Regions from separate parts of the Mus musculus genome. Here region 2 is linked to region 1. A link is a loop called in an ENCODE intact Hi-C map of the cell type or tissue named here. Cell type or tissue: gastrocnemius. All regions are shown on one strand. Each heading gives the region's core, and the rest is flanking DNA. Links, peaks and the distances in the headings are about the cores only.

Region 1 (11,732 bases), core at 1,463-9,462:
AGGTATGGGTCCAGGAAACTTACAGGCACAAGGCATCCTCTTGTCCTCTTTCTATAAAGTTAATATAGTCAATGAATAGTTACTTCTCCCCACAGTGATGTAAGACAAAACTTGCCGAGGTTCACTAACCAGTAATACTCACCTGAACTTTGGTGTGCAGTGATTTTATTGGGTAATCAGTCATAGGTAGAGTCAGCCATCTGTGTGACTGATCTCAATCTTCATCTTCTTCATAGGTAAATCAGATGCTGTGTGGCCTAAAGTTCTGAACATAAATCTTGTTGTTTAGACTTAGGCCTAGACAAAGGCCTGAGTTTTTTCTGTTTTGTTTTAGCAAGCAGGTTATTCCAAGTGTTTAGATTTTACCTTCAAGATTAGTAAGAATTATTAGTAAGATTATTGGCTATAATAATAATGTTTTTGTTATTTATATTTAAATAATACATGTTATAATAGATAACATGTGTTATATATAACATAATTATAGAATATATAAAATAAATAACATATGTAAATTAAATTATTTTGTAGCTAGCTTAATACTTCTCATAGGCTAGTTTAAGAACTATTAATGGATTAAGATGACTTTGTACCCACTTATCTGTTGCTTCCAGGACTTATTTGTCCATTGAAAGCAGTGGTTTGAAAACTCCATGAACCCCTAGTCCATTTCACTCTGCAGTTTATTGAATTATACAAATCTTCTAATTATTGATACTTTTCCTTATATACAGTATCACCTTCCCCCCAAAAAAACCCAACATACTTGCTAATGTCAATAACCAGAAAGTCTGTAAATACTGTAAAGTTAGGCTTAGGTGGCCAGTAATCTTCAATTATAATTTCTGTTTAAAAGTTCTAATTTTTTGATAGTAAAAAAATACTGATAAGATACATTACTTGAAGTGATAAATTTCCTTTTTTTTCTTTTCAATGGAATTTCTGAGTCTGGATAAATACGATTTATCAGTTATTCTTTCGAGTAAAAATATAATCAATCTATCTTCCTTCTCTTCTCTCTTCTCTTCTCTTCTCTTCTCTTCTCTTCTCTTCTCTTCTCTTCTCTTCTCTTCTCTTCTCTTCTCTTCTCTTCTCTTTCTTTAGTCCAGTTAGGTAAGCAACTCACAAGGCACTTATCCTGTAACTCCTGTAACTTCTCCTGTAACTCATAACTGTGTTTTACTTACCATATACCCAAGAGTTAAATGTAATCAAATGCCACCATGTGGCCATGAGCCACCATGTGGTACTTTGAATGAGAATAATAGCCTCCAAAGGCTCATATGCTTAGGCCACAGGCAGTGGAACTGTTTGGGAAGGATTAGGAAGTATGGCTTTGAGGGAAGATGTGTGCTGGAGGGGACAGGGTGTTGATGTTGAGATTTCAGAGACCCACTTCAGGTCCTGCAATCTCTCCCTGCCTGCTGCCTGTGGATCAGGATGTAAAGTTCTCAGCTCTAGTACTTCACCTGTTTGTTTCCCACCATGATGATCATGGACTAACCCTCTAAAACTGTAAGCAAGTCCCCAATTAAATGCTTTCCTTTATAAAAGTTACCTCAGTCATAGTGTTTTCACAGCAATGGAACAGTAACTAAAACACATCACCTTGATACTTAACAAGACACATGGTGAGCACCACAACTTTCAAACCACCAATACAAATTCAGCAGGGTACAGGAAGCATATAAAAGGACTGCCACCTGCTCTGTTCTGGACTGATACAAGAACACCACCACCACCAAGATGTCTCTTTGTCCATTGCTGGGGGGATGTGGGGGTTCCTCTGTAGGTTTGAATGAGTTACTATTATTGTTGTTGCTATTTTGTTTTGTTTTTCTTTTTGTGATTTTGAGACAGGATTTCTCTGTGTATCCCTGGTCATCCTGGAATTTTCTCTGTGGACTACACTGGCCTCAAACTCAAGAGATTCACCTGTCTCTGCTTTAAAGGTGTACATCTCCTCCTGAATTTTTACGTATTTCTTTCTTTTTTTTTCTTCAGTTTTTAAAATCTGTTTGGAAAATTAAACATGATAGAAGTAGAAAAAAAAAATCTCTTATGAAGTCCTTCCTCTATGAAAGGAAATTGTGACAGGTTCCTGATTTGACAAAAACCATTCCATCTCCAAGGGACAGGAGGAATTTCTTTTCTGGTCCAATCTATTTGGAGTTCTGTAGGCTTCTTGTATGTTCATGGCCATCTCTTTCTTTAGGTTAGGGATGTTTTCTTCTATAATTTTGTTGAAGCTATTTACTGGCCCTTTATAAATGTGTTGCCACCTGAAGGTGTGGCCCAGATTTAGGGCAAATCTTCCCACTTCATAAGATCCAATCAGGAAGACCCCAGTTGATGTGGTTTGTGAGCTGAGCGTCACATGGCTCTTCTTTGTTCTTCCTTTTCTCTTATGAAATAGGTTCTTTTCTGTGCTTTCATAAATCTTCTTCTTTTTCCTCTGTATATTATTCTTGTGTTTGCTGCAAGGCAGATTTCTTGTCATGAGTTGCTTTAGTTTGTGTTTGTGTTTAAAATATTCATGTTTTTCATCAATTCTGAGAGAGAGCTTTTGGGCATAACAATCTTAGTCTACACTGTCTGCTTTGCTTTGAGGTATTGAAATGTACCGTTCTATGCTTTCTTGGCTTTTAGGGTTGCTGATGAGAGACTTAATACTATCCTGGTATGTTTCCCTTTGTGAGTTGGCGTTTTCCTTAAAACTCTTTGTTTGTTTGTTTGTTTGTTTGTTTGTTTGTTTGTTTTTCGAGTCAGGGTTTCTCTGTATAGCCCTGGCTGTCCTGGAACTCACTCTGTAGACCAGGCTGGCCTCGAACTCAGAAATCTGCCTGCCTCTGCCTCCCAAGTGCTGGGATTAAAGGTGTGCGCCACCACTGCCCGGTGGTTCCTTTCAACTTTTTAATATTATTTTCTTTACATATTTGACAGTTTGACTGCTGTGTTGTTTAGAGGTTCTTTCATAGTCATACTCAAAATATCATTTGTTTGGATGTTCATATTTTTCTCTATATTTTGTTCAATTATTTTTTGCTACAATTTTATGGACTATATTATCTGTGTCTTTAGCTTACCTTAGATTCTTCTACTCCACAGATTCTTAGATGATTATCATGTCACCATTATCACAGAGTTCTTGAAAGTTGTAGTCATACTTTTTTTCCCTAGCATGTGACCTTGACCCTCAGCCTTTAACTTTGTTTTGTCTGACCTTACCTTATCTCTTGATGATACTTTCCACTGTTTTTTATCTTAATTAATACTTCCATTTCCAGCATTTCTGTAGTTCTTTTTCAGTCTTTATTTTCTAAAAATTTCCTTCATGTTTTTTTCCACCAAATTACTGACTAATTCATCTGCTCTTGTCTAGGTACTGAAGTGATTTCTTCCTTTTCATCATCTGCTTCAGTCCTGGGAGTGGTCATTGATCCCTTTTGAAAATAGAAATTCCAAGTCTTTCTCTAGCACTTGAAAGATGTCATCTTTACTTTCCATTTGTAAGTGGATGGTTTCATTTGTGTGTTTGTGGCTCTTTTATTATGTTTTGTACTTCTCTTGGGATGACTGGATAGCTTTCATTTTTTCCCCTTTTTTCTTGTTTTATGTGAATCTTCTTGGTGAGTTGTCTTTACTTAGATTTATGGTCACTGCTGTTATTTAATGGGGAAGCTAACTGCAGTAGCAAAATAACTTGACAGCATCCCCGGTGCTAACTTGGACTAGGAGACACGTGTATGTCTATAAGATTCAGAGGTACTAGAATACTGATTGCGGGAAATGTAGTTTAAGTAGTAAAGTGAGAGAATGGGGTAGGGAGAAGGAGAGAAAAGTATATGGCATAGCAGTAGGAGAAAATACTTTATATTATGTGCAGAGAAAGAAAAGGTCATTTGGGCTGAGGAGGATGGCTCAGAGGGTAAGAGCACTTACTGTGTGTGCCACAATGAGAACCTGAGTGTGAATCCCTAGCATTCAAGTAAAAGTCAGGCAGGACCATCATGCCTGTAACCTTAGCATTGGAGGGAAGAGTCAGGCAGCCTTGAGGCTTGGTGGCCCATTGACCCAGATGAAATCTGAGCTTCAGTGAGAAACCCTATTTCAAAGGTAAAACATGATGGAGCAGGAGACCTGACATCTTTATCAGCTTTCTGCATCCTCCTGCCACACACAAACACAAGCAGATACCATATGTATTCACACATGGAAACGAATTAGAAAGGGAATCCATGAAAGCCGATTTGAGCAAGATGCAAGCTAAAACACTAACTGGACAATTAAAGTCAGAAATACAAAGTTTTAAAACTTTAAAATAAAGTGAAATAATCTTCCTAGTTGTGATGGTGTCGTTTCTGCCTCTCCTCTTTGACTGTCTTTTGTAGAATTATCTGTGAAATGTTCAAGAGTCTTATGGTGAGGGGACTTTCCCTGTGGGAAGACTGCTTATAGAATATCTAAGGTCACCCTGTCACCAATTACAACTTTGTCCCTGGTGTCTCTAGAATTGTGCTGTCCAGGTGTCTGCCCATACTGCTTTGGTCAGTGGGAATTTATCCCCGCCCTGTCCATCACACTATACCAAATCCCCAGGGTTCTTCCCTCATTCTTTTGTAATTCATTCATCCAGGCAGTGAGGAGGGTTTTGGCAGCTTCTCCAGCCTTTATCTCCACAGCCTCTGGACAATCTCTCAGCTCCCACACCACACTTCTGCCTCTGTCTTCAGAACCTGCTCTGTTTGAGCAGTCTTTCCTCACAGTAGATCCAGGCTCTTGTTACATCCACATAGATTGGACAGTCCCCCCAGCTAAGCATTGTCACACTGCAGCCGAGTGAGGGGAGAGTTCCTCCTTTTAACTGATTCCTCTGCCCCTGGCTTGGCTCCTGCTTTGTAGCCAATCCCCACTTGGGCTTAATCCATTTTTTTTTTTCCTTTGCCATCAATAAGATATTTACTTATTTAAAAAAAAATAAATGCTGTCATTGTCTAGAAAATTATAACAGGCTTATTTATAATTCTTAAAAGGTTGAACTATTGAAATGTGTTCACTGAAATACTTTTCTTTCATTAATGCTTTATATAGATTTATATTAAAAAGTCACATGCAAATGAAAAATGGAGAAACTGACAGTACCTGATTCTGCCCACTATGTTTCTATTCGTAATCATATTCTTAGGTACCTTTTGACTCCATGGGACGGGGGTGGGGGTGGGGGGTGAAATCTAACATTCAAAACTACTGATAACAAGAAGAGGAAAACATTGTGTGTGTGTGTGTGTGTGTGTGTGTGTCTGTGTGTTGGGTTTTTTTTTTTTTGAGAATGAAATATATCCCCTTTTAGTGAACTCAAACATATCCTTGTCGTATGCAGCATGCTAGCTAGAGGTCTTTTAGCATAGTTGTTACACGTTTGGCATGGATAGCATCCAAGTTGCTATCTTCCAAAAGGCCAACCTGGTAGGCCTCACTTGCCTCCTGCAAAGTACCAATAGCTGCACTCTGAAAGCACAGATCTGTTTTGAAGTTCTGAACAATTTCTGACACCAGGCGCTGGAAGGGGAACTTGGCGAATCAGAAGTTCAACTTCTGATAGCAGCGTTTGATTTTTACGGAGTACTATAGTACCAGCCTGTAAAGATGAAGTTTCTTCACCCCTCCAATAGAGGGCACACTTATTTGAGTGGCTTTTGTAGCCAGTTGTTTCCTGGGTGCCCAAACTACCTGTGGATTTATAAGCAGTCTGCTTTGTAGGAACCATGATATAGGCACCTCCTTACTTCTTCGGCTCAGCAGGTGAGAGATAGCGCTGGCACTAGAGAGCAGCAGTGACGGCTGTGAGCACAATGTCAGCTTGTTCTCTTATTGACTAGATTCCTTCGCTGAGTTGCAGAGACAGCTGATAAACAGCCTTCTTACATGGCAGTTCTAGCTTTACCCTTTCTGTTTTGGATTACTGTATTTTTGTTTCTTTTGAGGTTGGTGTGTGTTTGTTTGTTTTTGTATGTAGTTTGTTTTGTTTCTTTAATTCTGTAAAGAGTGTTGCTGGAATCTTGATCCTGATCACATTGAATCTGTAGCTCACCTTCAATAGTGTAGCTAGTTTTCACAGTATCAATTCCGGAAGTATGTAACTTAGAACCTGAGCATGGGAGATGCTCTTCTCATCAAAGTGCCCTCAGTTTTTTTAGTGTTTGAAAGTTGTCATTGTAGAAGTTTTCTGCTGATCTGCTCATGTTTAATCCTAGGTTTTGTATTTTGAAGCTATTATGAATGGTACTGTTTTCTGGTTTCTTTCTCAGAAAGTTTATTATTGATACACAAGAAAACCATGGAATTTTTACCTTGATTGTTGCACTCAGCTACTTATGCTGAAAGTATGTTTAGAGCTAAAAGGTTCTGATAGTCCTTAGGGTCTTTGAAATAAAATGTTATCCTGCAGGTAGGGATTTGACTGGTTGGTTGTGGATTTTTGTTTGTTTTGTTTTGAGACAAGGTCTCTCTGTGTAGCCCTGGTTGCCTTGGAACTCACTTTGTAGACCAGGCTGGCCTCAAATTCTGCAATCTGCCTGCCTCTGTCTCCTGAGTGCTGGGATCAAAGTCAGGTGCCACCCAGCTGGAATTCCATCCAGCTGGAATTTGTCTTACATTATATGACTCTCCTGCTTCTTTCTCTCATCTTACTGCTTGAGCATGATGCTAATATATGTGGAGAAAGTGGGCGGCCACGCACACTCCTGGATTTGAGAAAACATACTTTAAAAAGTCTTCCCATTTGCACCAACACTCATGCTTGTGCACACATGCACACACACACACAAGTGTGTGCCAAATTTTAAAAAATACATATCTTTGGAAGCCCACTAATAAATCAATACTCGGTGACCATAGAGTAGAAAATAAGAAAAATATAGCCAGGCATGGTAGTGTTTTTGCACGCCTCTAATCCCAGCACTTGAGAGGCAGGAGCAGGAGGATATCTTGAGTTTGAGGCCAGCCTGGTGTACAGAGCTAGTTCCAGGACAGTCATGGCTACACTGAGAAACCCTATTCAAAAAAAAAAAAAAAAAAGTAAAATGTTTTGTAAAGCTAAAAGTCACTTAGAGTAAATGTAGAAAGTTTTCATGAACGAGACAAAGGGAAGGGATAGGGAAAAGGAGAAATACAGAAGCTAGAAGGGAGGTTAATAAAATGGGCTTTAAAAAAAAAAACCCTAAAAATGTTATGAAGGATAAGTGGAAAGCGCAGCTTATTTGGAAATTAAGAAAGTGCTAGATAAATGTGAGAAAGATTTATAAAAACAAATACAAAGGCTTAAAAATGATATCCAAAATATTAGTAGAGTATAGTAAACTTAAAAAAAAAATAGACCTGGTAAAAGCAACGATGAAATGCTCGGATAGCTTCTTTCCGGGTCCACTCAGATTGGACTCTGGCGGGTAGTTGCTGGGACAGGGGCGGGTAAGTCAGCATGCTGGTGCCAAGTCAGTATTTTCGATGAGTCGTGTGCTTGTTTCCCCTCTGCCTCTGGGGAGCTGGTCCAGGTGAAGCTGGGTGAAGCTGGACACCTTTCTTCCCTGAGTCACTCTTCTGCTTTTCTTGATTTCCCAGCTATCTTATTCCTCCCTTTATGAAGTTCTGACTCATTCTCTCCCTCACTTCTCCTTATAATCTTTATTACCTTTAACTGGGTCACATGAAAGTTTCTCATCCCCCACCTATCTGCAAGTCTTGACTTTTTCAAACATTTTTTTAAAGGATTTTTAGGTCTTTTTATGCCCTAAAAGTGTTATTATATAAAATTATCTTCAGGATGTGTGGAAAGATATATATGAAACATGTATTTCATGTTTAGACTGTGGTTTTATCCTTTAGCCTGTTACTATATAAATGTTTCAAGACCTGAAATTTTCAAATCTCTAAACACTTCCAGACCCAGGCATTTTGAGAAGGGAACATTCAGTCTGTGCCACGTTTCTCCATCTGTCCATTTACCGTTGTCGAGGACGACTTTGTGAGTAGTGCTAGACATAGCTCAGATATTGGCATACTATATTCTCATACATACTCACTCATTATACTACTTTGTATATGTACCTTATGACATAACTGCTGGATCATATAACAGCTCCGTTTTAATTTCAAATATCTTCTAATCTTTTAAATTTTACTTGCATGTGTGAGAAAGGGGTCAGTGTTAGGTATTTTCCTCTGTTTTTGAGACAGGGTCTTTCACTGAGCCTGGTACTGAACTGGTCTTATCAATTTGGTAAGACTCGCTGGCCAGCAAACACCTGGAATCCTCCTGTTTGTCTTCCTAGTGCTAAGATTAATAACAGGACACGAACCATTCTGTCTGGCTTTTTGCATGGTTGCTAGGATTCTGAACTCAGACCCTCAAGGTTGCTTAGCAAGTAAGTTATGGTATTTTTTATTGTTTTGGGTAAGTTTGATACTGTTTTGTTTTCTTTTAATAATAGGTCTGTTAGTATACAGTCCCATAAGCAGTGTGCAGAGGGTCTCTTTTCTGCACATTCTTACTACCACTTGTCTTTTTCTCTTTGGTAGTAGTGGTTATTTTTACATACATGAGTGATAGTGGTTTAATTTGACTGATTAAAAAAAACCAATTTATATATGCAGTGGTGGTTTGCCTTTATGGATGTCCGTGTGAGGGTCTCATTTCTTGGAGTTAAAGACAGCTGTGAGCTGCTGCCATGTGGTTGCTGGGAATTAAACCCAGGTCCTCTGAAAAAGCAATCAGTGCTCTTAACTGCTGAGCCATTTCTCCAGCCCCAATTTGCCGGCTCTTAATGATGAGTTACTTTGGGCATCTTACATGTAGCTGATCGTCATTTGTATGTCTTCATCTCATGAATGTTCACATACTCATTTCGTTTTGCTTACTTTATTGGTTTCTTAATTTTGAGACAGCCTCCCACCCAAACTAGCTTAGAAATCATTGATCTGAAACAGTCCTCCTGTCTTTGCTGTGTTAATATAGGAGAGTTTTTAAAAAGGAAATGATCCATAGGTATGCATTGCTTACATAACTGAAGGACGATCTTTCTAGTCCGAATTTATATTCCACATAGCAATCGATTTCCTTCCCACTTTTATAGCCTTCTTTCAAACTGTTGTCACTTCTTACTTGGATTATACAATACAGTAATTTTCTAATTATTGTACTCATATTAGCTTCCTGTCCTACATTGCAACAAAGTACGGGGACATTGCAACAAAGTACGGGGCAAAAGCACTTAGAAGCTTATTTTAGTTTAGAGTTCCAGGGAATACAGTCTATCACAGTGTTCTCAACCTTCCTAATACTGCAACCCTTTAATACAGTGCCGCTATTTGTGTTGCTACTTCATAACTGTAATTTTGCTACTGTTTCAAATCTGATATCCAGGATATCTGATAGGCAGCCCCTTGGAAAGGATCAGTCCACACAGCCCCCTCACCTCACCCCCACCCCACCCCATCCAAAGGGTTGAGACCCACAGGTCAGGAAACGCGGTCCTGTCAGGGTTGCCAAGGTGACCCGAGCCGGATGTGCTGCTCACGCTGATGTTTCGCTTGCTTTCTCCTTTGCACGCAGTGCAAGACCCCAGCCCGTGGGGATGCTTGCCGCTCACAGTTTGGGAGGGCCTCAGAACCTCAGTTACCTTAGTCTAGAGAATCCCTCATAGAGAAGCCCACTCAAGGTTAACCGTGGCAGTGTCTATTCCAGCCACACCCTACTGTTTAGTTTTGTTGTCAAACCAGTCAGGATGTACTTGGGAATGTTTTCTCTCAAGTTGAGAATTTAAAGTAAAATAATATATTCAGTAGAAACTTAAGTTCTTATTGCCTGGAATAAACATGTTCGGTAGTTTGCCCTTTTTTTTTTTTCCTTAAAGAATAAAATCATTCCATATAAAAATAGAGCTGGTACCCTTAATTTTCCTTAAGTAACCACCTTGAAAGTAGCATATAAGGCTGGAGAGACAGCTTAGCAGTTAAAAACACTGTCTGCTCTTCCAGAGGACCCAGGTTCAATTCCTAGTGCTCACGTGGCAGCTCCCAACTGTCTATATAACTCCAGTTCAGGGAACCTAACAACCTCACCCAGACATACATGCAAACAGAACACCAATGTATATAAAATTAATCATTAAAAAGAGAACGTAGCTTATATCATTGATTATTTTTCTGTAAATGCTATATCTATATAGCAATATAACAAACAATGTATACTATCACTTTTATTTACCAAAAGGTAAGATGTACTTTGTCTGTTCTAATACTTTTAAATTTTACCTGTTTTTGTTTGCTACCGTTGCTGTTTATCTCATGCAGATAAACCAGCTTATTGCTCTATGTTCACATTATATACATGTAATTACACAATGTTCAATTTTGAGCAAATTGTGCTGTGATAGAAATTTTGGTTTGTCATCTTATCTTCAGTGTTTCTGAGATTGATAGAAGGAAACAGAATTACTGGGATCTCTCTCGCCTACCCCCATTCCCTCCCTCTCTATATATATGCTCCCACATACATAGAAAGATATGTTTATTATATTTTTCAAAGTGTAGCAATTATATTGCTGCAGGTAATTGTTAATTTCTCTTTACTTCCAAATTTGTTAAGAAGTATTTTAAATTTACAATCTGCTATGTGTGTATCAAGTGCTACGCTGCTGTAATTTGTATTTTCCACATTCGTAGTAGGCTATGTTTTGAAATGTTTCCTTTTGATTGTTTTAGTTATTTTGAGGCAGGGTTTCTCTGGCTGCCCAGGAACTTGCTCTGTAGACCAACCAGGCTGTCCTCAAACCCTAGAGATCTGTCTACCTCTGCCTCCTAAGTGCTAGGATTAAAGGCAGGGGCCACTACTGCCAGGCTCAGTTTGGATATATTTCTATCTTTGGTGAATTGCCTTGTTTTTTTCTTACAATGTAGTTGTCTTAGTTACTTTCCTGTTGTAATAAAAACAGGACCAAGAGAACTTATAGAAGTGGTTTCATGGGGTTATTGTCCATGGTGTCAGAACTAAGGTATGGCAGCGGGAACAGCTAAGAACTTCATTTTGAATCTCTTAAGTTGGAGACAGAGAGAACTAAATGGGATTGTTGCGAACTGTTGAAACCCCAAAGCCCGCCTAGAACAAATCTTTCCCAAATGGTTCCATCAACTGGGGACAAGTATTCAATTATATGAGCCTATGGGGGTCATTCTCATTTAAATCCCCTTAGTAATCATTAATATAGATCTTTATATTTGTAATAGTGTCTATAGGCTATGAATCTGGTTGGCTTTGTCATATTGCAGCAAGTGGCTTGTTTTCTTATTTGATTAGTTTTTGTTCAAAAATGTAATTGTAATGTAATCATACCTGTTTTTGAAGAAGTGTTTTCTTCTTCATTGTTTGAGTGTTTTAATCATGAAAGCATACTGGATTTTGTAAAAAAAAAAAAAAATTTGATTTTTATCAGCTGAGATTGTCAGTTTCACCCTCATTTAGTTAACATAGTGTGGCATTTAAAAAATGTTAAACTGCTGGGCATAGTGGTGCACGCCTTTGATCCCAGCAGGAAGGAGGCAGAGATAGGCAGATCTCTGTGAGTTCCAGGGCAGTCTGGTCTACAGAGTGAGTCCCAGAGCAGCCAGGGCTACAAAGAGAAACCCTGTCTCAAAAAACAAACAAAAATGTCCTTAGTTCTAAGGGGTTTTGAGTAGAT
Region 2 (10,228 bases), core at 193-8,192, 250 kb before region 1:
CACCCTGGCTGCTTCAGGATACCTCTTGTACCTGTAGGATGTCAGAGATGCATCCGGAAAGGCCAAGACTTTCAAAACAGCAGCTCAGGTTCTTGGGGGCTGTATGTAAATGTAGCCGTCAGCTACAGGTAATGTGCTAATGGCCTGTGCTGGAGGGAATGCGAGCTGCAGTTCCTTCCTGGTCATAAAGGTCACACTTTAGAAAAGCTCAAAGTCTTTTTTAAGCCTCAGCTGCAGTGGGTTTGACCTGTCTGCTTTGTGCTTCTCTGCCCCCTCCCACTACCCTATTAAAAGATTTTTAAAATGTATTTTATTTTTAATTATGTATATGTTTGCATGTCTGTGAGATGGGTATATACATATGCCAAAGAAGAGCGTATGGAATGAAAGATGGCTGTGAGTTGCCCTGTGTTGGTACTGAGAACAGAGCTCAGGTCCTCTGTAAGAGCAGTGTGTGCTCCGTAACCCCTGAGCCATCTGCCGTTTCCCTGTTTGCTCAACTCTCAGCTGCATGTTTACTCTTCCAGAGCCCCTTCCAAGGGCAGCCAGTTTGCATTTCTGGATTTGGTGGGTCATTTCGTGTTCAACTAGCGTCCTCATGGCACGTCAGTTGAAAATGGAGCTCCTTCAAGGCAAGTGTGGCGATATAACCTTAGAGCTGTTGCGTCCTGGTCTGAGGCAGCACCATGATGGGTGCTGGGACCTTCCAGATGTACATGGAAGGTGGAACTCTGACTTTGCTACAGGTTTATGACATCAAGGCAGAAGAGGACCACATCATGGCCCTTCTGGATTGACATCTGTTGTCACAGCAAAAAGAGTATGGCCCGGAGTCAGCTGGTGCTTGTTTCTCTCCGCCCACTCCAACAGGATCCTTAACACCCCCTTAATGGGGGTGGGCTTTGTGAGACAGATCACAAAAACAATTCCTGTTTTGAAGAGTCATAAAATTCAGACAGACAAGCAAAATCAAATCAGGAATCAGATCAATTCACTGCCAAGTTTCTCTTCTTCTAAACCGACTACTGATAAGAATTCACTACACTAGTTAAACTGTAAGGGGATTGTTTTTCAGAAGCAAGTAGAAGTGTCTGTACTGTTTAAATTAGGGGTTTGTAAGTACCAGTCAGGGACTGAGGTGATGGCCATTTCTGTAATAAAATAATAAATCACGGGGACAGTTAAGGAGCAACAAATAGCACATTCTTGTTTTGTTAAAACAATTAAGCAGTGAGCCATCTGGGTCTGTTTGTTAATCACCAGAACACACACAACACAATGTAGTCTTTCATTTAGCTATATTAATTTATCCCAACAATTTCAGCTACTCACAATGCTAATAATAGCGTTCATTTCAAAATAAAAATCTTGAAAAGTACTCTTTAGCCATTACTGCCCTTTACAAGGTTGTCATCTGAAAACTTTTAGCTCCATCCCAGCCTCATCATGTTAGAAGAGTTTGTTTTAGATATAGACCAGTCCGAAGCAAGAAGATGGTGGCTAAAACTCTTCCCTAAGTAGGGGCTGAATCTATCTAGTGCTATTCAGGGCTACTGTTGGTGATGGTTGGCTATTTTATAACTGTGTTCTCAGGTTCAGTAGCCATTTGCCATAGTACAATGGCTATAAAGAACCAGTACAATCAAGGAACAATTTGAAAATTTCCAGAATTGTGGTGAATTTCCAACAAAATGGCCACACTGGGGTTGTGGCCATGCTATTAGATGGTGTTAATCCGGAGTGCCTCTAAGGCTAGAGAAACATCAGGCATTGACTTGGAAGTTGGAGAAGTAACAGATATTACTCATGTTACCCACATGTCTTCTCCAGTTCTTATTTGAAACAACTGAATTTAGAGACAGCCCAGAGGACAAACACATCTTGGGTGGGATAGAAAGCTATTTCCATTCAGAAAGAAATGGGCAAGAGTTTTTTTCTCAGCAGCAGCCTACTCTACTCAGCAACTCCCGTGGCTGAGTCTAGGTTCTTCTCTGGTTGAGGTGGAGTTCCTTCAACCATGTGAACATTTAACTGGAAGCCACATGTAGGGGGTCTTGAACAATTGTTATCGGCTCATAGGTAGCCAGTCAAACCTCAGGGACATTTAATAGCCAGATCTATTTTGCCTTGTAAAGATTTTGGGTTTCCCCCTTTCAAAAGTTGCTATTTCTCATCAAGCCAACACGACTCTCCTAAGCGGGCATTAAAAGACTTTGTCTCCTGTAATACCTTTGTTCATGAGCATGCTCAGATGTGTTGACCCTTCCAGCACTGGTGATCCAAGAAAGAATACACTGCAGGGAAATCTGGTTGTGATCTAGAAAAGAGCTAAGAGCAGGTGAATGGAGGTAGAAAGTCTCAAGGAGGCTGTCCCGAAGATGAAAATGCCTTAACCAGGTCTGCTGACTCTTCAGGGGGCAGTGCTGAGCTGGACGGTTGGACCAAATCTCTCTGCTGTCTTCTTCCCAGCCCCACCCCATTCCTCCTTGTCCCCCTCTGCTTCCTTTTGAGCTTGGGGTCAACGAACGGACATGAAATGTATGCTAGTGAGTGGAGTCAGAAGGTGGGGACTGCCAGGCCATAGCACGGCCCTCATGTTAACTTCCACAGCTGGCCACATCCACTCTCCGAGTAAGGGCTTCGGGAAATTCACCTACTGGATTTGATGTCTCCCAGAGGTGCTGCCAGACAATGCCGGGGCCTCTTCGCACAGTCAGGGATAAAAGCAAATGTCAAGTGCTCAGTGTGGGCGGGGTGTGGGGAGGGGGCAGGGGGAGACTTTGCCTTCCTCATAATGATCACTTCTGGTGATGAAGACAATGAACAACCCATTGTTTTTCTTCTTAAAAAACAAACAAACAAAACAAAACCCAGCCAACATAGCCAGGTGGTGGTGGCTCTCTTAGTCCCAGCACTGGGGAGGCAGAGGCAGGCAGATTTCTGAGTTCAAGGCCAGCTTGGTCTACAGAGTGAGTTTCAGGACAGCCACAGAACCCTGTCTCGAGAAATCATACCAAACAACAAAAACCAGTCTACAATCAATGTGGTAAGGTACCTGGAGAGAGCTTCTATGTTTTTGTTTTTGTTGTTTGTTTGATTGTTTTGACAGTACTCTCTTCTCTTCTACTCCAGAAGCCCAGACACTAGGGGCTGGCTCAGGACATACAGGAGCAGAGAATGTGATGCCCAGCCTTTCTTTGCTCTCTGTCAAGGTCGTTCATCGTTCATCCACAGGGTGGATCTGGTCGAACCTCCACAGCTGGCTGGTTTTACCATCACATTGACGCAAGTACAAGTCCTTATTGCTTGGCTGGACCCCAGCTTCCATGCATTTTCCAGAAAGAACATGGATGATCATTCCATCCTGAAAAGAGAAAGAAGAAGCCCAATTCCTGACAGTTGTCAAAGGAGGACATTTTAGAGATTTCTGCTGAGCATTAAAGAGTTACAGAGGTGGTCTGAGCTAGCCTGGAAGAAGAGGTAGAATTGTCAGTTAATAGAAAATATAATTTAATTAACCCTAAAAGGTAGATGTCACTCAACCCTTCAGGGTCATAAACTCAATTGTTTGTATTGCTGTTACATGACTGTGTCATTTCTTAGAACGTTCTGGTCAGGATCACTCTGGTCAGGGTGTGTCCAGTCTTCTTCTTGTATTGTCAGAGACACTGTTATCACTGCATGCATGAGTTTGTGCTTTTAACAGGGGTTCATCAGCACTACTCTCTGTAAAACCTGCAAGTTGACATCGTGGACGCCAGACTGAGGGTCTCCTAGAGGTCCACTCTGACTAGCCACACCCAAGAGACACACAAAAGGTAGAACTCCACTCCGGCAGGTTTAATATCCACCCTAACACTCCCCTTTCAAGGAAAAATGGATTTCTTTAGAATATTAAACAACTTTAGCCACAATGTTATAAATCTTTCCTCATTGTTGAGATATTCCAAAATTCAGACTGTTTAAAATACACAAACTAGTTGTCTTTAGTATTTTCCAGAATATTTCCACCACTGCCTAAAGACGCCATTACCCAGAAGCAGCCATTTGCCCTTCTGTTCTCCTTTCAGCCAGGGAATCAGCAGGGTTATGTGTTCCCCTGTTCTAGACGTTTCACATAAGCACAATTGTACAGTGTGGTTCCTTTGTAACTAGCCTCTTTCATTTTGCATGTTTTCCAGATTTATTCATGTTGAGGCAAAAACTAGTACTTCATTGCTTTCTCTCTTTCTTTTTACTGTGATAAGAAAACAAACAAACATACTAACACTTGTTATTTTTGGAGCATTTTCAATTCACGGTCAAATCCACAGGCACACAAAGACTGGCCTTTTCCCAATTCGGTATCTGGAGCCACTCACTCACCTAAGTATTATAATCCTTCTATTTTCTCTCTGTTAATGTGTATTCTCTGGGAAGGATCTAGAATTTATCTACGGAAAATATAGGGTTAAAAACTTCACACAAACAATGCAGTGTTTACAATGAAATGTGAATTACAATGAAGAAAATGACAGCCATATTTTTATTTTTGGATACTTTAAAAATGTTTGTTTTTATTTTATGTGTCTGAGGTGAGGGCCTGAATATAAGTCTGTGTACCATGTGCATGCAGTGCCAGCAGAGGCCAGAAGAGGGCAGAAGATCCTCTTGAACTGGAGTTAAAGATAGCTGCTAGCCTCCAAGTGCAGTGCTAGGAATTGAACCTGGATCCTCTTAAAGAGCAGCCAGTGTTCTTAACCACTAAGCTCTCTCTCTCCGGGTCCAACAGGTACACACATCAATAGTTATTTCTTTTAAATTTTAGATTGTGTCACTACACCACTGACTGGGTTGTTTCTGTAACGTGCTCCATCATCCAAGCTAATCCGAGATAATAATCTCTAATGGCGTGGGGAACAAATCAGTATATCTCCTGTGGCTGGGGACCAGAGACCCCAAGGTTAAGCTACTAAGCTCAACAACAGAAGTACTATTGTGGAGAATACTTGAGGTCTAGGAAGAGCCCAGGTTGCCATGTCAACAAGGTCAGTCTGCCCAGACGTTCTAGCTGACCAGAAGTTCCTTGTGATCAGCCTGCGTTTCCGGGATGGGTTCCGTACCTCCTGGAAGTCCCAGTGCTGCTGATGGATAGCGGGGCCTTCCTCCGTGCAGTTCTGCAGAATCACCCGCCCTCCTCTGACATCGAAGCACAGGCGCTGTGGGCCGCCGAAGAGAATCTCCTTCCTGCCGGTGTGCTCCAGGTTCTGGGCAGAGGGGGTGGCAGTTAGCATAGCCAAAAGGGTACCCTATCCAGAGCCAAGGGGAGACAAAGGAACACACAGAAGAGCCGAGTTCTAGAGACCATTTTCAGATTTTACAGGGACGGCAGCAAGACTCTTCCTGGGTTCTCAGGAGCCAAGAAAGGCCTCCTGGCCATTCCCAGGATTCTGTTTCCACATTCTGGCAGGCTCCTGGCGTTCTATTTCCTGCTTGCAGATAAGGCTGTTTTAAAAGGCTGTCAGTGCCGGTGCGCACTGCTGAAAGGCCAGGCGAGAGATCTGTCCCAGGCTCAGACTGATTTCCTTCTAGAGACATCTTACCTGGCCCTGACCAATTTCCCTGCTGTGTGTGGTGTCTGTGGACTCTTGATCATGGGTCCCACTGCCCTCAGGGTTTTATAGAACTGGAGTGTGTGGACCTTTACAGAGGGGCTTGAACTGCGAGGGACCCGTGCTGACCAATTGGATGACATGTTTTGACAACCCCATCTTCTGTTTGTTCCTGCCAGATGCAGTCTGTGGGAAAACTCTGCTAATCAAGGCCAAAGTCCATCATTGATGGGATAGCCTGCTGAGGCTCTGTGTGTAATAGAAGACTCCCTTCATTAGCAGGGTTTCTCCTTCTCTGACCTTGCCTGGGGAATTCAAACCCGTCTCCCCTCCCCCCCTGCTCCCCCAGGCCTCACTCAGGTAACCTCAGATTACAGGATCAGCTTTCTAACCCCTTCAGCTAGCACCTGAGATTCCTGAAATGCTTCCCCCTGCTAATGAGGCATTTCGGTACCCTAAGCCTTCAGCCAATGACTTTTGCCCATCCTGGATGTTTCTACCTCTCCATCTCCCAAATTATATAAGCCTTGAATCACCCCATGTAAGGTTGATCTGACTTCCTGTAGCTGGCTATTGACCATAGGTTCTCATGGGGCTTCCGAACCCCTCGACCCCTCTGCTCCCATCGTCTCTGTGAACCCTGTTGGCCGACGATTCCTCGGGCAGGGAGAGTCACACAGTCCGGAACTTCTTTTTATGTTGACTGTGTGAGTGAGACAGGACAGGCATGCTGTACAGCTCGTGCAGTCACTTTGAGCCCCACGCTCAGAAAGGTTGGTTTCATGCTCTGATTCAATTTGTTTAGTATATACATCGCTGCCACTGCCTCGGAATTCTTAACTGTTAAATTAGAGGCATCACGTCTTCTATTTGCATTAGGCCCTGTTAATGTGCAAATTAAATATAGCGGTCTGCCTTGCTTGAAAATTCCAAACACTGCACAGTCAGCATAAATTTGGACCCTAAACACATCTCAGAAGCAAGCTTGTGGGAAAAGGGAGAGTAATTTTCTTCCCACTCAAAATCCCATCTGTAGTGGCAGATAACTTTCCTGTTGTTTCCTTGTGGTCACGGGACTGGGAAGGCGTGCGGGGGTGGGGGTGGGGAGATGGGGGGGCGGGGGGAGGTATTAGTGCAGCTTTGCAAGGGCAGACTTCCCTGTGACAGTGAAAGCTGGGTGATGCGAAGATCATCACCGAGCTGAAGCCGCTTCTCCCTGCCTGCAGCCACACTCCTGAACTCCTGGGGTTGGTGGCCACTGATCCCTGTCACCTCTCAGGGAAGCCCAGCTCACACAAATGGCAAATTTGCAGTTGCCATTTGAGTATTTGTTCTTGGATATTTCCTTTCTTTCTTGTAAACTCGACCTGTGCATGGAAAGGGGGGTATTTCAAATCCTTTTTACCTGGCATATATTTAGTTTTCTTCCCCCAGGCCAGGGAGGAAGGGTGGTCAGCTTTGTTATTTTCCAATATTGCCTGCCCAGATCGCACAGCTAGCCACTGGGAACTTGATTCGAACCTGGCTCTAGACGGCAGTAAAACTTGGACAGTTGTTAGCCTACCATGTGACTTCCTCGAGTGGCTCTTACGTCTTTAACTCTTGTGTCTGGTGTTACTGTTTGAATATGAAGTATCCCCCCATGGGCCTCTGCTTCATATACTCAGTTCCCCAGCTCATGGCCCTGCTTTGAAGGCTGTGGAGCCTTAGGAGGTGGGGCCTGACTGGTGGAAGCTGATCTCTAGAGGCAAATCTCCCGAGGTCATATGCACCCCTGGCTCGGCCTTGCTTTATCTGCTGCTTACGCTGTACCAAGTGAACAAGCTACCAAATACCACACACTTCTGTCACCAGAGACAAGCCACTCCCACTGCCACGCCCACTGCCACGCCTTTCCCACATGATTCAAAAGGAACTGAAATCCTCTGGAGACAGTGAACTTAAAAAACAAACAAACAAACAAACAAAAACCCTCCTTTCCTCCCATGCATTTAGATCAGAGAGATGCAAAAAACTTACTAATGTATCTAGTATGAATGACCATCCCAGCACTCGGGAGGCAAAGGCAGGTGGATTTCTGAGTTCGAGGCCAGCCTGGTCTACAAAGTGAGTTCCAGGACAGCCAGGGCTATACAGAAAAACCCAGTCTCAAAAAAAAAAAAAAAAAAACAAAAAAACAAAAAACAAAAAACAAACAAACAAAAAAAAGAAACCAAGTGGATCCTGAGCAAACTCCTCCCCTGTGTACCCTCTGGGCCTTGAGCCCGGGGCCTAGCACTTTAGGCTCGAACTGGAAGGCTGGGACCAGCTTCCCATAGAGATGTCCTAAGCTTGCACTGCAGGCTGGGCCCTAGACTCCCCAATGAGATGTTTGCTCCTTCACTCCAGGCTCCCCGACTCTCACTCAACTGTTGTTTGCTCTCATTAGGCAGCTTTGGAGTATGACAGCTGAGTTCAAAGAACCCCCATCACAGACTGAATCAGATCTGGGGATGGGCTACACTGAAGGTTGTGAAATGAAGTGGACCTCTCAGCCAGGACGGACAGCTTTCTGTAACCTTGGGCAGCTATTCCTATGATGAGAAATTAAAGTGCAGAAGACACACTGTAAGGAGCACAGGATTCTTCCAAACGGCCAAAGGGTCCACACGAACCCAGGTTCTCCCCTGGCTTTTTTTACTTCTTTTCTATCCCTACTCTTGCACCTTTCCTCAGTGCTGGGGATCTGAGGTGAGCATCTAGCATGGTGGTTCTACGACACAGTTTCCTCATGCGGCAGGTTCAAGGACTGGATAAGTAGCCCCTTCATTTCTTCGGACTGAGACGCTCCATTCTTTGATGCTGGTCCAGTCTAAGGTGAGGATGCTATGGGCAGACCTGTGACAAGTCATCACAGTGGGGGCCACGGCCTGTCACAGGACATGGAACCACAGAGAGGAGCTACTTGGAAGGGAATTGGAGGGTATCCTAGGAAACAGCATCACATTTACGTTGGGATGCCATTCATCCTAAGAAGTATCGTCACCCACCTGTTGCTGCCGGTTGTTACTGCAAGGAGCCAGTGTCATGGGGCAGCCCAGGATGTCACCGTCTGCTTGGCAGTCCGCACAGAGGCCAAATCCAGTGTTGTGGAGCTGAAAATGGACATCCACATAGATGTGAATCTGACCTCCACTGTGAGGATGCCTTGAAACAGGTTCTAATCCCATCTTCTCTAGACTTTATCCCAGCATGCATGGTTCAGTCACCGTGAGATGAGTCAAGTCTAAGACACTTATCTTAAGACAGAAGCCTCCAGAAGGAGTCAGGCTATGGATTTAGCACAGATTATAGGGAAACATGGCTGTCTTCCTCAGACTGGCGGGGAGGTGGGGAGGGGGAATCCAAAGGCCTCTGAGACCCTACTGAGCCTATATGTGGTTGCCCAGTGTAGAGGGTGAGTGATCTTGTCTTGGCAAGTGACCTCCCCTGTCCTGGGCCAGGCCTTGCCTTTCCAGAGAACCTGGGCCTGTGATCAGATGGGTACAGCTCAGGGTAGACATTGGCCAGAAACCAGTGGAACGTCCGGCATCCCAGCCTCCTTTGCAGCTTCAGGCGCTCTGTACAGTCTGGCTTTGCAACCTGCAGGTAAAGAAGGGCATGGGAGGGGAGTCAGGAAAGCTTGTTCCACCCCAAGCTCACACAGTAGGGGAGGGAGAGACATAGACTACGTGAAGGAGCAGAAGGAGTGGGGCAGAGCCACCACACATCTCAGGACTGCAAACAGGAGGAAGGGTCCTATGCTAAGAGAGGTTTAGAAGGAAGAGTTGGGAATCTTCTCTAGAAAGAGGTGTGGCACCACCAAAATTGGAGGCAACACTGCCTCTTCTCACAGACCCCCAAATCTTCAGCCTACAAAGACCACAGTGTCTATTCCCTAAGGCGTTTTCTCTGGAGTGTGGAGAAAGGATGGACTCTATCTGGGTTGTATCACTGGCCTAATGAAGGCAAGAGCTGGCCCAGAGGCAGTGGAGACGAAGTCTGATGGGAAGTTTCAGAGTGGGGGGACAGGGAGAGGCAAATTGACTTCTTTTCTTCCCTTAATCTCAGTTTTTTCCATTGATGAACCACTCATTTAGGTTACACTGGCCCCTACCATTGGCGTTCTCCTTTATAACACAACTGTAGGAAGATGAACACCAGCCCTCAACGCTAGTTTAATGTTTTTGGCTGCTTGGTAAGATATGGAAAAAACCCATCTAGAAGCTTAGAATAAATTTCCTGGGACTGAGACTTTAGGAAGAAGTGTGTGTGTGTGTGTGTGTGTGTGTGTGTGTGTGTGTGTGTGTGTGTGTTGATAGCCACACCAGGGCTCCACGTTGGTGGCCTCTGGTTTTCAGCAAGACACAGAGGGGCCCAGTAGGCTGTAAATACTTTACATGCTGTGTTGGGCTGACTCCATCCAACATGCTGTGTTCTAAATGACTCTGTCTAATGGAAGGTTGGCTCAGGTACATCAGAAGCCTGAATATATTTAATTTTTTTATGGGTCCTTTATAAATGAAATCTGCATTGACATTAAACAAGGGTCATGTGAAAGCAAAGAGAAAATACTAAATTGACACCCATTACATAAGAGGAAAGAAAAAAAAAAGATG

What was found. Peaks named below come from ENCODE experiments on the same cell type or tissue, not always from the same donor. Only the 100,000 strongest peaks of a DNase experiment are listed, where the experiment ranks them.
Region 2: a loop joins it to region 1, with 2.6 times the contacts of the local background. A loop is called at or near these places in 4 of 42 quality-filtered maps.

What each region holds. Positions count from the first base shown.
Region 1 is chr14:31,796,904-31,808,635 of GRCm38, reverse strand. All of the region lies in intron 1 of Ankrd28 (ankyrin repeat domain 28), which reads left to right. Among named protein-coding and RNA genes, the nearest start is that of Ankrd28, 28 kb to the left of the region's middle. In gastrocnemius, for the core only: a CTCF peak has its summit at 5,675 (motif pointing right); no DNase peak of the experiment used is centred there; H3K4me3 peaks cover 97 bases.
Region 2 is chr14:32,051,282-32,061,509 of GRCm38, reverse strand. Galnt15 (polypeptide N-acetylgalactosaminyltransferase 15) reads right to left here. Exons shown (of 10, transcript NM_030166.3): 7 at 9,081-9,212; 8 at 8,621-8,725; 9 at 5,103-5,246; 10 at 3,184-3,364. The coding sequence ends at 3,218. Among named protein-coding and RNA genes, the nearest start is that of Galnt15, 27 kb to the right of the region's middle. In gastrocnemius, for the core only: a CTCF peak has its summit at 4,626 (motif pointing right); a DNase peak (open chromatin) is centred at 4,637; H3K27ac peaks cover 379 bases.